Regions from separate parts of the Mus musculus genome. Here region 2 is linked to region 1. The links are chromatin loops, found by intact Hi-C in ENCODE. Cell type or tissue: left cerebral cortex. All regions are shown on one strand. Links, peaks and the distances in the headings refer to the core of each region. The heading gives the core; the rest is flanking DNA.

The links. Hi-C counts contacts between places; a loop is a spot of excess contacts. Peaks named below come from ENCODE experiments on the same cell type or tissue, not always from the same donor. Only the 100,000 strongest peaks of a DNase experiment are listed, where the experiment ranks them.
Region 2: it touches region 1 in a loop (5-fold over the local background); 33 of 42 quality-filtered maps call a loop at or near these places.

The regions. Positions count from the first base shown.
Region 1 is chr16:84,731,539-84,739,406 of GRCm38, reverse strand. It overlaps Mrpl39 (mitochondrial ribosomal protein L39), which reads left to right and starts at 4,163. Exons shown (of 10, transcript NM_017404.5): 1 at 4,163-4,253; 2 at 4,794-5,000; 3 at 6,926-7,065. The coding sequence starts at 4,190. Gm32202 (predicted gene, 32202) reads left to right here. Exons shown (of 2, transcript NR_168512.1): 2 at 1-324. It also overlaps the pseudogene Gm26153. In left cerebral cortex, for the core only: CTCF peaks have their summits at 3,395 and 4,052; DNase peaks (open chromatin) are centred at 3,632, 4,102 and 4,932; H3K4me3 peaks cover 1,875 bases; H3K27ac peaks cover 833 bases.
Region 2 is chr16:84,831,076-84,838,943 of GRCm38, reverse strand. It overlaps Atp5j (ATP synthase, H+ transporting, mitochondrial F0 complex, subunit F), which reads left to right and starts at 3,922. Exons shown (of 4, transcript NM_001302214.1): 1 at 3,922-4,135; 2 at 7,437-7,615. The coding sequence starts at 7,452. It overlaps Gabpa (GA repeat binding protein, alpha), which reads right to left and starts at 3,820. Exons shown (of 10, transcript NM_008065.2): 1 at 3,401-3,820. In left cerebral cortex, for the core only: no CTCF peak of the experiment used is centred there; DNase peaks (open chromatin) are centred at 3,293, 3,631, 3,971, 6,018 and 2 more places; H3K4me3 peaks cover 3,062 bases; H3K27ac peaks cover 2,508 bases.

The sequences.
Region 1 (7,868 bases), core at 2,065-6,064:
CTTCTGTGACAACCTCCACATTTCCCACTGGGTAGCTCTTCACAGTCTTCACAGTTGATAGCTTCTGACAGGGGTGGTGGTGGTGGTGGAGCTGGTGGTGGTGGTATGGTGAAGAAGGACTCAGTTTTCTTGAACGGACTGGTCATTGGACATGCTCCAAAGAGTAAATGGGAAATACAAATTGGTCTTGGTGGGTTTGTTGTTGTTGTTGTTATTTTGGGGGAGGCACAAGACTTGGAAGAACCTGGGGGGGGGGAATAGAAAGCATGTGACCAAGATGCATTATATGAAATAATTAATAAAAATATTATGTTGTAGAAAAAAGACTGAAGACTAGAAAAGTCTTAACAACACACATGCATATGTATGTATGTATGTATGAATTCTATCCTTTTGTAAAACAAACAGAAAAACATTATCAACAAGCAATACTATACCTTGATGGCCTATACCCTTGGTTTCCTCTCTAATATTAAGAAAGAACTGGCAAGATTTTTTATTGGGTTAGGGAAGAACGGGCTGCTGTAAATGGAGGGATTGAAGGAGTCAGTTGCATTGTACATCTTTGTTCTATTATTATTTTTTAAAATCTTTTTGCAGTGCTAGGATCAAACCCGGAGCCATGAGCGTGCTAGGCAAGTATTCTCCTACTTGGCTACATCCATTGGCTTTTGAACATCTTTCCATTCAACTGCCTTTTGTATTTCCAGAGGCGTCTGACACACACTGGGAGGTTCCCGGGAAGTCAGATCACAAAGAACTTGATAAAGAATGAAAGTAGAGGAACCATACTGCTTAATTTCCTGGATCAGCAGAGAGGGAAATATACACTTTTTTTGACCTGCTTTTTATTCTTTGTTATTTCACAGCAGTATGAACCATTGAAATAGAGCCTTGATGCAAAAAAAAAAAAAAAAAAAGAAAGAAAGAAAAAAAGTGTGTGTGTGTTTATGAGGGGCATGTAAAATTCATATTACCTGCTCCTTAAATTACTTGATTTATAAAATTCAGCTTATTTCATGTGCTTCATAGAGCTGCAATTATAAGTACTATGGTTGATCCTTGGCCGTCTAATAAGTTCTAAAACCCATTACCATGTATACATTGAGGCTACAATCCCATTTCTCAGGAGCAGCTCCCAGTAAAACATTGAATGGATGTACGAGAGTTTAGCCAATTTCCAGTGGTGCCACCTTTGAGTAATGGATATAAGAAAACAAACTGAGCAATCCAGGGCAAGCAAGCCAGTAAGCATCACTCCTTCATGGCTTCTGCTTCAGTAAGTGCTTTTCCATTCCTGCCTTGGATTCCTGCCTTGACTTCCTCTAGAAGTGGAGTGTGACCAGAGAGTGGTAAGATGGAATCTTCCTCCTAAAGTTGCTTTTGCTCATCTTTAATTATAGTAATAGAAACCTTAACTAACACACAGGCATTTCTGCTGATTAAAATCCTAGCGTGCTGAACTCTGCCTGCCCCCAGCTTCATGCTGAGCTCTGTTCCTCCCAGAACGCCACTAAGATACTTCATACAACTTTTCCAGGCACAGACTCATACGTTTAGTATGTTGCATTTGGATCAAAAGAGTGAAAATATATGCGGGGCTCCCCACTTGTTCAGGAAACCATATGTATATTTGACACCATGGCCATCAGGAATGAGCCGCTTCTCATCAACCATTTCTTAAACTCATCTGCATTCAACTTGGTGCAACCTCATTCCTTTGGGATGTGGATCTTGTGATGGACAGGGAACTTGAGCTTCAGTCATGAGGCTTGATGTCCCATATTCTGCAGCTTGGTGCAGAATGACATAACAACCGACCTGGCAATGTGAATCATGGCCACTAGGGTTACCCAAAGGCATCACACATACCTGTCCAGAGCCTAGAATGGGACAGCATTGAGATCAGAGACTTGAATAACTGCCAGGAAATTGCCTCCAAGGTCCTTCAGAGCAACCCATATAGGCAACAGGCTCCATACACTACCAAGGAAGCTGCTGTTTGCAACCATCGCACACCATATCTCCATGGGGAAAGGACTAGTATATATGTCCAAATTCCTTATTGTAATTCTTGTTGTTACTAAAAGTTTTTCATAGTGTACTGTGCCTTTGAGTCTGTTCTTCAGTGTGTTCCCACTAACACCCACCAATTCAAATCACAGTGTTAGCAAAGAGTGGATTATCTGGGGAAAGGACTCAGCAAGTTTAGCAAGGAAGGGAGGGGAACAATTGGAAATGTTTAGTGACACGAAAGTACTGCAATGAATGAATCCTAATACTTCGAATGCTAAATTAAAAAAAAAAGGTGGGGGGGAAACTGTCATGAATTTGGGCAACAAGAGCCTCCTTAATGGTTGGTGGTACACGCCTTTAGACTTAGCACTCAGCAGGCAGAAGTGGGCAGATCCTGAGTTCAAGGCTAGCTTGGACTTTACTCCTGTCTCTAAGAGGAGGAGGAGGGAGAGAAGGAGGAGGAGGAGGGGGGAGGAGGAGGAGGAGGAGGAGGAGGAGGAGGAGGAGGAGGAGTGGCTCAGTTGTTCTTGCAGCGCAAAACCATCTGTAACTTCATTTCCAAGGGATCTGATGCCCTCTTCCGACCTTCTCTAGCACCAGGCAAGCATAGACAGGTATGCAGGAAAAAAATTATACATATTTTGAAGGAACTCTTGGTCAAAAGTCTATCTTGGGTAGGTCTCTCCAACTCTCCAAACGTTGCTTGGCAGACATTCAAGGCAGTTGTGTGGGTTAATAAACAGTTTTATAATTAGCATATATTCAGTACTTGTTGGTCAGTATCACCTGTGGCATCCTTCCAGCAAAATTACTTTCTGCGATAGTAGACGCTCCAATCAGCTGTGTGCAGATGTGCTTATGATTAATTTTTCTCAAGCTAACGTCCAGAGGATTGTTTTAAATGTGGCCGTGAACTATAGTTTTCGGGGTGGGGTGAAATGGACACAATCTCTAAAAGCTGTGAAGCTGAAAGCTTTCAGGGGAACCATAGAACATTTAAGGAAGAAACACACATGCACGCTCACACGCGCGCACACTTTTCCAGAGTTGATTTAGAACTTCTATTGTTAGGAAAAGGTGTGTTAAGTAGCTAAAGGCTTCTCCAGCTCCTACCTAAGCCTTCTTGAGGAGGGATTGCAGGCATCAGTCACTATTCTCGGCCGAGGACTTTACATGAGATAGGCCAGTACAATATTGAATGGTTGAATCCAAATTTATACTTACATGTCTTGCCTTAAAGATGAGGAAAGGTCTTAACACTTTCCCTATGCAATTGTAAACATGTATTATTTGGGCCAAGGAGACAGCACATTTGTGTGGCATAAAACATAGCATTTGTGACCGAGCTTACCCTTCCGCCTGGTGGCAGTGTGTGCTCCACCACAAGTTAAAAGTAGGGATCATGTGAAAATTCCTGACTAAATTTATAAAACTATATTGGTTCATTGGTTCAGCTTTGCAGAAGTAAAGAATGCTGCTCCAACGGGAACGTGCTGGCACCACAAAGGCGTTAGATGTAGCAGTGTGTTTTTACCAACCGTCATAACAAATATTTGCTGAGCTGCCAAGCACGGTTTGCGTTTCTGGGATACATCCAGGGACGAGACACAGATTCCCGGTTACTCCGTGCAGTCGTGCCTAGATCATTCGGAAAAGAGTTCTAGGACGTTCTTTGCAAAATCAACACGACGTGTTTCCAAGAGCCCAGGAACGTGGCCGACTAAACGGTGAACCGGGTTCAGCCCCACTGCAGCCGACCTGAAACTCACTTTTGCAAACCTCTTTTATTTCCACCCTCTAGAGTTGTACCCGGCGTGGCTGGCCAGACTGTCAAAGACGTAACGCAAAGAGTCCTCCTCTAATTTTTTTCTGCCGGGAATCTGGAACCCTCGTGAGACAAAGGCGCCTGTGTGACTCCTCTGTCCAATAGACACTTCTGCGACTCCTCAGGGCAGCCGGTCGTCCCCGAGCCAAGGACAAGACTCGCAGCGCGGCCAAGGGTGAGCCATCCAAGGAGAGGCGCGCATGCGCCCCCGCGTGGCTCGGCGCGCTCCTAGCATCCGGTCCCGAGCTGATCAGTCCTACGGAACCTCCGCCGCGGGTTCCGCGTTTCCGGGGGAAGAGGGACGAGAAGGACCGGGACGCCGAGCTACCTTGGCTACTTCGGGAAGCCATGGCTACCGCGGTGGGAAGGCTGGTTCTTCGGCGGCCCGGCGCGGGCGGCGGGGCTCGCTGGAGTGAGTTTTTTGTGTTCCCGGTGTGGGAAGACAATCTGGGGTGCAGGAATCAGGGAAAGAGAAGGGATGCGGGCATGGGCGGCTCTTGTGGGGGGTTTTAGGAGCCCCAGTCTTCGGCAAACATGTCCCCATCTCCCAGGGAGTGAGGACTCGCGCTTGCCTAGCCAAGTCCCTTGCTTTGGGGTGTGGAAGAAAAGTTCAGCATTTCTCATGCTAGCTATTGATCGTTTGGACACGGGGATTCCGCCTTCCTGGAGCGTTCTCCTCCCCTCCAGACCGTTTCCAACTACAACTTTGCTCTCCTTCCCAATCGAGTCTGGTTTTAGGACGCCACTGAGGAAATCGGTGGTGATGTGAGAGTAAATCAGAGCCCAGCGTTTTTGTTTTTTGTTTTTTCGTTGTTGGATCCTAAATTATTAACATTATAAAGTGGTTCAAGTTTGCCTCAGTCGAATTTTTGACTTATGTTCTGCAAAATTCTACCGTTTTCAATACTTGTTACAGGTCCAGAGTAAACTACGTACTTTGCTTTCTTAATAGGATTTATAGCGACGTCGCCAGCTGCCGAGCTGTCACCCACGGAGCTGACAGAAATGCGGAATGATCTGTTTAACAGAGAGAAAAGCAGGCAGTTATCGTTAACCCCCCGAACGGAGAAGATCGAAGTTAAGCATGTTGGGAAAACTGATCCCGGCACTGTCTTCGTGATGAATAAAAACATCTCAACCCCTTACAGTTGTGCCATGCGTAAGCAGCAGAACAATGTTGACCATTTTACACGCGCTGTGCAGAGCACTGCAGAGGGGAACATGCTGTCATTACTTGGCGAAGCTGTAGAATTTATTTGCAGCCATTTTGCCACCCACTGTCCCCTTTGTTTTGTGGGTACGGTGGGTATCGTAGCATTTCTCTGCTGTACAGGTTGTCTCCCTAGTTTGTCTGAATATGACTATGTAATATGCATGTTCTGGGAGCATTTATCTAGCAGGTCTCATTAAAGTATTTTGAGGGTTGTTTTTTTGGTTTGTTTTGGTTTGTTTTTTTCTTGAGTTTTCATTTATTCTACCTTTATCTTTTTAGTTTTTTTTTTCCCCCCGAGTATATGTCTCATCTCCTTCCTACTTGTCCCATGTTGTGGTTTTATCTAGTATAGGTACTAAATGTGTGAATGGAAACATAAGTATAGTGAATGCTGACGTTAATTGTTTTGTTTCTATTGTTAGAGAGGTCGTTGGCTGTAAAGGTACTGATAGGATTTGGATAGGGCTTCCATAGATAGGATATTTAAACTGAAATATCTCCCGAATAGTAGATAGGCACGGTTGGCTGTTGTTTAGCTTTTTAAAAGACTCTGTAATAGTACCATTAGGGTAATTGACAGCATTGGTTCTAGGTAAGGCTCTGATGTGTACTCAGTCTCCACTCTGGCAGTTAAACAAGCACTGGTGATAATGACTCATTTGATTTTCATGTATTTCGTAGCACATGCTGTGTGGTAGACAGTAGGGGATTATAGAGGAGAGTAAGACAAGCCTAAGGCCCTAATGGGACTCTGTACACACCATATGCAGAGATGAAGTTTCTGAGCCACCCCCATCACGACCTCTAAGACCTTTGTTATGGAACGTATGTACTAATTGATATGTCAGACTCTAGTTTGATAATTTTTGTGAATATGTGTAAAATATGTATTCAGGGTTAGAATTTTCTTAGATAATGGAACTGATTAGAGGTCATTGGTTTACAATCAATTCACATTTATAATTTTACAGAGGTAACTATACTATTTAATTTGAAATGTCCGTGTCATGAGAGAGTGGAAGAAAGGTGGTTTGGGGGCAAGACTCTAGGTTAATTTAAGCAGATTTATGTGTGTGTGTGCAGATACTGTACTTGGTGGGTTTTGTGTGTCATCTCGACACAAGCTATCGTCATCAGAGAGAAAGGAGCCTCAACTGTCTCTATGAGATCCAGCTGTAAGGCATTTTTCTCAATTAATGATCAGTTGGGGAGGGCTCAGTCCATGGTGGGTGGTGCCATCCTGGGCTGCTGGTCCTGGGTTCTGTAAGAAAGCAGGCTGAGCAAGGCATGAGAAGCAAGCCAGTATGCAGCACCTCTCCGTGGTTTCTGCACCAGCTCCTGCCCCTCAGGACCCAGCCCTGCTGGCCTTTCCCCAGTGATGGATTATGATTCTGGACGTATAAGCCGAATAAACCTTTCCCTCCTCAACTGACTTTTTGGTTATGGAGTTTTATGGCAGAAATAGAAGCCTAGACTCAGACAGATATATTTTCCTTTTCTTTTAAATTGTGGGTACATCAATCCATGGATTCACGTTGTTTCTCTTTAAATATTTGCTTATAGCTCTTTGAAGATTGTTTTGTTAATTGTAGATTAAATTCAGACTAGACTTAGCTTTAATAGATATTGTTAAAGGTTTTGGTAATTTTGTTAAAAATGACTTTGCATGTGGATTTTTAAAAAAAAATTCACATATATATGTATACACACACACACACACATATATATGTCATAAATACATAATATTTCTGCAAAAGTAATCCCCAGAATTTTGCTTCAATTGTTCTGTTTCATAATGTAGTGCTTAAGCATGTAATCTTTCATTGTGGATTTTTTCACATTTCTATCATAAATCAATTTTCCATCCCTAGATCTGAGTGAGTGGTACTGCAGTAAGTCCATCCTGGCTCTTGTGGACGGACAACCGTGGGACATGTATAAGCCTCTGACCAAGTCTTGTGAGATCAAATTTCTTACTTTCAAAGACCCTGACCCAAAAGAAGTGAATAAGGTATTTTCCTGTCTCCTCCATTTTTTTCTTCTTCTAAATCAACCTATGTGCAATGGAGTATATAGTCTAAAAATACAGACAAACTCATATGTGGTATTCTACTAAATAGTGTTTTACTAGGTATTTTTGTAGTTCAAAATACTGGTGGTACCAACTTGTCTGTGTTTGGATTGACCGCATGTCATTTGTGCTCATAACTTTGGATAACCCTCTAAATCATCGGGAGTCCCACTCCTACTGACATAACTTGAATTTGTTCTGAAATCACCGTCTTCAGTGGATGGTTTTGGTAACTTTTTGAGTCTGTCCCACCCTCAACCTCCTGACTTTTACTGCTTAAAACACCACCTTTTATAGTTGTATTAAGTTTTATTACTGACGTTACGGGGTGTCTATATCTTTTATCTCTGAAGAGCCTGCCTTCGAGTTAAAGCTGCCATAGCTTTCTGGTGTCCACACAATGGGCCTCCAGCCTGCTGCTTTAGTATTGCCACCGGCAGGACCTTTTCCCCTCTTCCTTGCCGGATCCTGGCGATTTACACTTTATTATCTTCCCTGCTTTGCTGATGCTCTTCCTTCAGTGTAGACCACTAGTTCCCCTTTGAAATCGTGGTTTTATCTTATGGTTCTATCTATGGTTCAGTTAAAGCCATCTGCTCTGTGGAACCTACTAGGATTCTGCTAGACAAAATTCTTCAGGCTTTAGCATCCCCTGGCTAGTGTCTATAGACACAGCATTTTATATTGTTGTTGGACACACTAGATTCCTGCTTCTGTAAATGTAGAGATAATTCCTTCCTGGA
Region 2 (7,868 bases), core at 2,187-6,186, 99 kb before region 1:
CAACATTTATAAGCCAGTTTGTTTAGAGTGGCATCTGTTAGCCTGAGATGGTGACTCCATTACTCTATGGATTGGAACTTGTTGGTGTTCAGGATATTTGATCATACTGTGAGTCATTTACTTGGGGGGAGGGGCTGTATCTAGTTGTAGTGTGGCTCAGCCCTGAGCTTTAATTCCTTTAGCAGGATTAAAGGCATGCCCTTAGGACACACCTTTAATCCAAACAATGGAGGTAAAGTTGTTAGTTCGTAGAGGGAAGCACCCATGTTTGTAAGTGATGTCTAATACAGTGGCAGACAAAGTGATGAATCAGAAAGATCTGACAGAGTACATGCCCAACGCTCATGAAAAAGGCAGTGCACAGAGTGAAAAGAAGACAGGAGACAGTTTTACAAAGACAGCTATAGCCAGGTTGAAGAGATAACAAGATAGACATAGGCAAAGACAGAACAGGCTGCAGAGTAAGAAGCCAGAAGACCAGAACAGATTGCTAGAGCTACTTTGAGGCAAAGCAGGGACCTCAGGAGAAGCTGAGAGGGAAACCAGACTGAATCAGTTATCATGGTGAGGAGTTTGAGCTGTTCAGAACAGCTGAGTGAACCAGCCAGCCAGAGCTCAGAGAGAGCTAGAAAGGATGAGTTTATTCAGCAGTAAGTCTCAGAGGCTGAAAACATTCTAGGCCTAGATAAAGACTGTGCAGAGGCTAGAATCCTCCAAGGCTAGGCCTAGGTTAGTTAGCAGACAGAGGCAGTAACCCTCTGAGACAACAATTACCTCAGGAGAATTACATGTTGGCCTAGTCTAAATCAGTAAGTTAATTCAAGTCACTACAAAAGCAAATAAAAGCTACATCAACTGTATTAAAGCAACTTGGATTCAAACCTGAAGCTGAGCATGGGGATCGATTACAACTGCTTAGCTAGAAATCTGATTTGATTACATAATGATTAAAATTCAAGTTACAAAAGCTATCTACAATGCCTGAAAGTGACAAGGGACTAATAAGTGGAATAGATTAAATCTTCAATTAACTGATAGAAAAAAAAGGGGGGGGGGCGCTAAGACAAACTATCAACACTGGCAAAGCACAGCACAGAAAAAGGAAACTCCAACTAAAGTAAATTAAAACTTCGGGGTATTGGTAAAGCACCAATGGACATCATTCCAAAATGAAGTGTAAACGTAACTCTCCACACGGCATTGCATTGCCTAGGAAATGCAGTCGGCATTCGGGAAAGGTTGGCATATCCATCTATGTCTCATGAGGAAAGGACAGAAACCCAATCTGATTAGAAGTTAAAACCATGATGCTCTGCCGTGCCTGCAGATGGGAGCCTAGCATAGCTGTCGCCTGAGAGGCTTCATCCCAGCCGCTGATGGAAACAGATGCAGAGACGCACAGCCAAACATCAGCGGAGCTCAGGGAGTCTCATGGACGAGTTGGGGATGGGAATGAGGGAGTTGGAGGGGTTAAGGAAGACCTCCAGAGTCAACTAACCTGGAGCCATGGAAGATGAACCACCCACCAAAGCACAGGCAGGGGCTGGACCTAGGCCACCTACACATTTGCAGCAGATGTGCAACTTGGTCTTCACGTCGGTCCCTAACAACTGGAGTGGAGGCTTTCTCTGAGCCTGGCAATGGATCCCGTTCCCTTAACTGGACTACCAGTTGGGCCTCAGTGGAGAGGGCAGGCTTAGGCCTACTGTGACTGGATGTCCTAGGATGGATACTGAAGGGGGGCCTTCCCCTTCGAAGGAGTAATGGGGTGAGGGGGAGGACAGGGAGGGAGACAATTGGGATATAAAGTGAATGAATTCATTAATTTTTTAAAAAGTTAAAAACTGAGCCAGAAGGCAGTGGTCCATGCCTTTAATCCCACCACTTGGGAGGCAGTGGGAGGTGCATCAGCGTTCAAGGCCAGCCAAACACAGGAAAACCCTGTCTGAAATCCCCTCACTCCCCCAAAAAACCTCCTTCTGGGGAAGAGCATGAGAGTTCTCAAAACTACCATTCCTCTTTTCGGTCCTGTAGGTTTGTTGTACAGTTGCCAGAGACTCAGATGAATCCAGTACTTGGCCCCCCTGGGCTCCTCAACCTTACTACCGCACTCAGTACTTACTGAACTGACTCAGTCACGACTATGTATCCCCAAGTTACGCGTCTGTACTTGTAGCAAAGATAAAATGGACGTAAATCCAGTTGGCATCCAGGTAGTAATACAAATACAAAAGAAAGAAAAAAGAAGTGCTAAAAAAATGGCCAGTGTTTAGTGGCATGGGGTACCTAAGAATGTGAGGGGGATCTATATAAATGTTTTCCTCTTGCCAGCAGTCAGTCCTGTCATTAGCTCAATCTACCTGTTTTAAAAAAATTGAGGTGGGGAGGCCAAGAAAGGGGTCAACATTTGAAATGTAAATAAATAAAATAACCAATTAAAAAATGCACTTATTTTGCTAGGCAAGGTAGTGCACACCTTTAATGCCGGCGCTCAGAAAATAGAGGCAGATAGGCCTCTAAACTCTAGGCCGGTCTAATCTACATAGCAAGTTCAAGGTCAGCCAGGCTAGAAAGTGACACCCAACACAAACTTACACGTACCCAGACACCACTTATAAGGTGCGCATGCGCACTTGTGGAGGTCAGAGAGCAGACAGTTCTCTCCTCCTTCCATCTGGATTCCAGAGGCTGAACAGTCTGGCTCGGCAGCAAGTGCCTTTACCTGTCGAACCATCTCACTGGCCTACCTAAGGATTTAGTTTCAAATGACTGTTTGTCATCGTGAAACGATGCGCTGGCACCATTCTCTATGCTGTGGACCCTAAGGGTGGAATCCCCTAAACTCCATCGTTGTGTTCACTGCACTACACCAACCCCCAAAAAAGGTCGGGGGGAGGAGTGGGGGAAGTTGGCAAGGTACAGTAACTTTCACTGACATCTTCGGGAAAGACGCAGAAAGTCATCCTATGCATTAGAACGATTGCACCGATGCGACTCTAGGACAGTTCCAGAAGGGCAATCGGTACTGCTAGTGCGGGGATGGCTGACTCGGGTGACAGACAGGTCTGGCATCTTCCCGAGAGACCCGGGAGCGCCCGGGGCTGTGCGCTCGGCCAGCGCGCCGAGCCTGGACCGCGCCCGTGCGACGGGCGACTCCGCCGCGTCCCGCAACGCGGCCCGGGCCACGCCGCTCCCCGCGCCCCTCCCCTCGGCTTCCCGCACAGCCTCTCCCGCCCCTCCCCACCAGGCTCCCTCAAGTCTCCACGAACGGAAATGGGAGTCGCAGCGCCGGGGACCCAGCGGAAACAAAACACAGAGGCGGCCGCGGGGGGGGACAAGCCCCGGAACCAGGCCGCCCGCGCGGGCCCGCGCTCCCCGCCAGCCCGCGTCCGCAACTCACCAGCTCCGGAATTCGTCCCGTGGCCCTAGCCCGCGCTTCCACAGCCGGCTGGGAACGGCGGCGGCGCGGGCTCCAGGTACAGCGCCTCTCCGGGCGAGCCGCGCCGCTCCCGCGAGTAGCAGGGTAAGGTCCCGGGGCCCTTCCCGTGGAATCGGCGCTAAGGAACCCCAGCCCCTCTCCCGCCTCCCAGGCACCCCCGGGCCTGGAACTACAACTCCCAGCAGGCTGCGCGGCCCGAAACGCCCGCGACGACGGGGCTCACGAGGCACAAACGCCCCCCAGCCGCTTTGGTTTTTTGTTTTGTTTTGGTTTTGGTTTTTACGCGCTCCTTTGTACCCCCACCCTACATCCACCTCCCCAACCCCAAGGATCGGGACGCTGACTCCGAAGGGAGCTTGAACTAGGGGACAGGCCAGAATACGCATGCGTACAGTGCAGTGTCTCCAAGAGGGAAAAGGGGGTGAAGTTAAAGTGTAGGAAAGATGGCGGAGTCTTAGCTGAGGGACCCGGAAGCACTTACCCTCCACTTCCTCCTCCTGTTTGGCTTCTGTCTCACCTAGAGGCGTCCGGTCGCAGACTCCCTTCGAGGCGCTTCCTGTCCGGTGAGCGTCGAACGACTGAAGCCGCGGCCCATAGTGCCTTGCGATGGCGGGTAGGCGTGTGTAGGCGGAGCCAGGGCCGGAAGTAGAACGGTGGCGGCGGCGGTGACTCTGGCAGCTCGGGACTCAGTGCAAGGTGACTGGGAGGGTAACTGGGCTAGCTCGGCCTCCTGGGACTGAGCTTCTGGGTTTCTTCACGAGGAGAGAGGGCTGCCCGTCACCTTTGCCCTGGGAGTAGAGCGCAGCCCCGTGTCCTTGGCACCGTCCTGGCCTGGCCTGGGGTCACAGGTGACCTCGGCCCTGCTGGGTATTCAGATTTGCCTTACGCTCACTAAATAAGACCGTGAATGCTCTCCTGGGAGCAGAGCGGGCCGACTCGAAAAGCAGAAAAGACGGGGTGGTGAGCCTGCAGCCCGCCTGGGGCAGCCCAAGGTCACGGCGCGCCACAGGCTTGTGAATAATGCAGGCGGCGATCGAGCCTCCTAAGACAGGAAAGGGCGATGGTGATATCCTAAAAGTTTTATATCCAATCTAGAAGTCATGCTTTGTCGATTGACTTTATGATTAGATACTCACGAGCAGCAAAGGGACTAGCCTTCGGCTAGGCTGGTCAGTCAACCGCTATAAATAGGAGAGCCGTGCGCCTTCCCAAAGCTACACCTCTGGGTTTGAACTTTGATTACCCCACCCCCACCCCCACCATGCTTTCCCCAATATTGTTACTATCAGACCTCTAACAAGCAGCAAGCTAGTGCAGGATATTAATTCAGTACGGAATTTGTCCCAAATGGTGTTCTACACTTAGGATGCCATTTGTCTTCCGTGTGATCATGAACAGATCGCATTCTCTATTTAATCTGAAAAAGTGAAAGGCAGTGAAGGAGAAACAACAAGTAGTTTTGGTAAGAGAGAATGTGGTCACTGTTAGAACGATTGAGTAGGACTTAGGAGGTGAGTATACATGTATGTTTGGGGTTCAGAGAGTACGCTAAATTAGACGTGGGGATTGGAAATCATTGTTTGGGATGGTGCGTTATTGAAAGTGAAAATGTATTTTCCCTGTCTTGTAGAAGAAATGACCGTCTTGGCAGTTAGATTGGGAGCAGGTTGACTGTGGAATGTTAGGTAAACAACCTTCTTTAGACATATTTTTTTTAATCACCTATAAGCAAGACTGAAAGAAGCACCTTCCCCTAACACTTAGAGAGTATTTCCTAAGTGGACAATATGGAAGTATTTTACAGTATTTTTAGGGCTAAAGAATTCTTGATACCTTACTAATTATGTCTTAAGTGTGTTCCTAGATTTCCAGGATGAATCAAGTGTGGTGTTCTTATTATAAAGTCTTGTCTACTTGCCTGTAGCTCTTTCGCCTGTATAATTCTCTGGTAGAGTATGAATGGCATTGATTTCCTCAAATGTTTTATTTTTATCGGGATCGGTGAATGAAAACTCGTGCTTATTTGATTTTTTTTTCAGCAGTACTAAATGTTATACCAGGTTTGTTGAAGTTGGTACTATTGACACTTTAGATAACTCTTCAAAATGAGAATAGGGAAGATTGCTATCTTTCATGTTGTAGGGAGTATAGCAGTGTGCCCGAACTTTACCCACTATAGGCCACCTTCATTCAACTTATTCAGGACAGCCAAAATTATCTTCAGACAGGAATTGTGCCCTTGTAGCGAAAATTATACACTCTCTCCCTTCACATATGTTTAATAACCATTATGCCAATCAGCTGCCATATAGTTAACGATTCTTGAACTATTAGTGGTACCACTCAAAACCCTCTGTGCATTTCTGTCAGTCCATCCATCCATCTGTCCATCCATCCATCTATCCATCTATGTATCTATGTGTGCATATGTATGTGGACACTTCTGCCTGTGTTTCTCCAATGGCCAGGATCAGCCTCCGCTGTTTATCTTCAGGTTGTGCACATTGCTTTTTGAGACATAATCGGTCCGTATCCAGGATCTTGCCAAAAAGACCAGGTTGCCAAGTGAGCTCCAGAAGGTTGGCCTTTGCCTGCCTCCCCAGTGCCAGCCTCATAAGCTTGATGCCAGTCCTGGCTTTAAAATCAAAACGGAACAAAACAACACTACCCCTCCACCACCATTTTTGTAATTGGTGATGTTACTAAATTCAAGAGAAATAACTGTCAAATTAACGTAAAGATTTTTAAATTCTTGTCCATACTTTCTCTATAATGTGAAGTAGTAGCCGTATGCTCACTACCATGGTTCTCTCTCATCTAGTAGAAGTAAGGCGTCGGCAGCAGATAGCTAGCTGGTGGGAGCCTGGGAAGCATGGTGGCAGGATTTCCTCAGGGGTTGTGTGGCCTTTATCACGGCCCTCCTGAGAAGCTTTGCCTGTAAGACCCCGTAAGCACTGTAGCACAGCGGATATCATAGAAGTGCGGTGGGAGAGGGTCGTCTTATTTCCAGGGTACACTTACTGTCTCATGAAATGGTCCGAAGCTGTTCATTGCACTATGGCTCTCCTGTTGATAGCTCACTAGAGTTTGGGGAACCCTTCCATTTTATAAGCTAAGTCTAGATGGGAAGACATTTTTTCATCTAAGTTTCAGCCTCTCTCTCTCTTCCTTTTGGACCTCCTGCTTGGATATATTTTTTTGTAATTTGGAATACATTTGATTTTGATCTTTAAATTCCTATTTTACTCAGATCTCAACAAGAATTATCCTCTCCTTTAGTGTATCTATCACTGCTTTGAGCTAGAAAATCATTTGGTTTAGCTTCAAGGGTCTGACGAGGAGAGAGGCTTTAAGCTTGGTGTTTAAACTATTGACCTAGATCCTCAGTAAACTCGGATGAGCTTGTATCATCTAATCTTTTTGTTACTGCAGGGCTCACTTGGCCTTGACGTTGTTTTTCTTTGCTGTTTCTTTTGGAAGTTGATTGGTTCCAGTGTGAAGTGGCTGGGATCATGCGTTGTTAGCAGGCAAAGCTGTTTTCCTTCCTATGAGCCTGTGAAGTGGAAACTTCCAGCCTCTTACTCCTGGCTAAGACAGCTGTCTTGACTCTCTCTGTCCCTTCAAGAGGTCATGGAAGCTGGCACAGTAGAGGCAGTTTGTCTTTTCCTGCTGGTGACAAGCAGTGCTCTTAAACAGCCTCACCTCACTCTTTCCTCAGACCCGAGACTAAGATCATGGGAAAAAGAACGGCACTGCCCCAAGTCAGGAGTTTTCTCTTGCCGTTTAGCTCTAACAGAACTCTCAGCTACTCCTAGGTCCCAGGGCCTCTTGGTAAGAAGGAAAGGCCTTATTGTGCAAGGGTAACATGACTGGCCAGACATAGCTTGCGTTCCGATGTAATTTAGTGCTGTAACCTGATTCATAGAATTGGGTTCTCAGCACATGATGGATTTCAGGTGTTGTATGAAAAGCACATTAACTTTTAATGCTTCTCTAGTACAGAGACTCAGCCATGGTTCTGCAGAGGATCTTCAGGCTCTCCTCTGTCCTTCGGTCAGCAGTCTCTGTGCATTTGAAGAGGAACATTGGTGTTACAGCTGTGGCCTTTAATAAGGAACTTGATCCTGTACAGAAACTCTTCGTGGACAAGATAAGAGAGTACAAATCAAAGCGACAGTAAGTGGGTAGATGGCGAAGCCCATTTTGAATATAAATGTTCAGAGCATGTAAACTTCAGGATGTAAGTCCTAACTGTGTTTTCTTTATAAGGGCTCCAGGAGTCAATTCCAGTAAGTCTGTTGTCATTAAAGTAGAGGCACAATTACGTCACTACAATGAAATAAGTCACAGAACTATGCAGGATCTTGAAGTCATTTAACAACTATTTAGGAAAATTAAGTACCTTAGACACTGATTACTTTAAGAATGA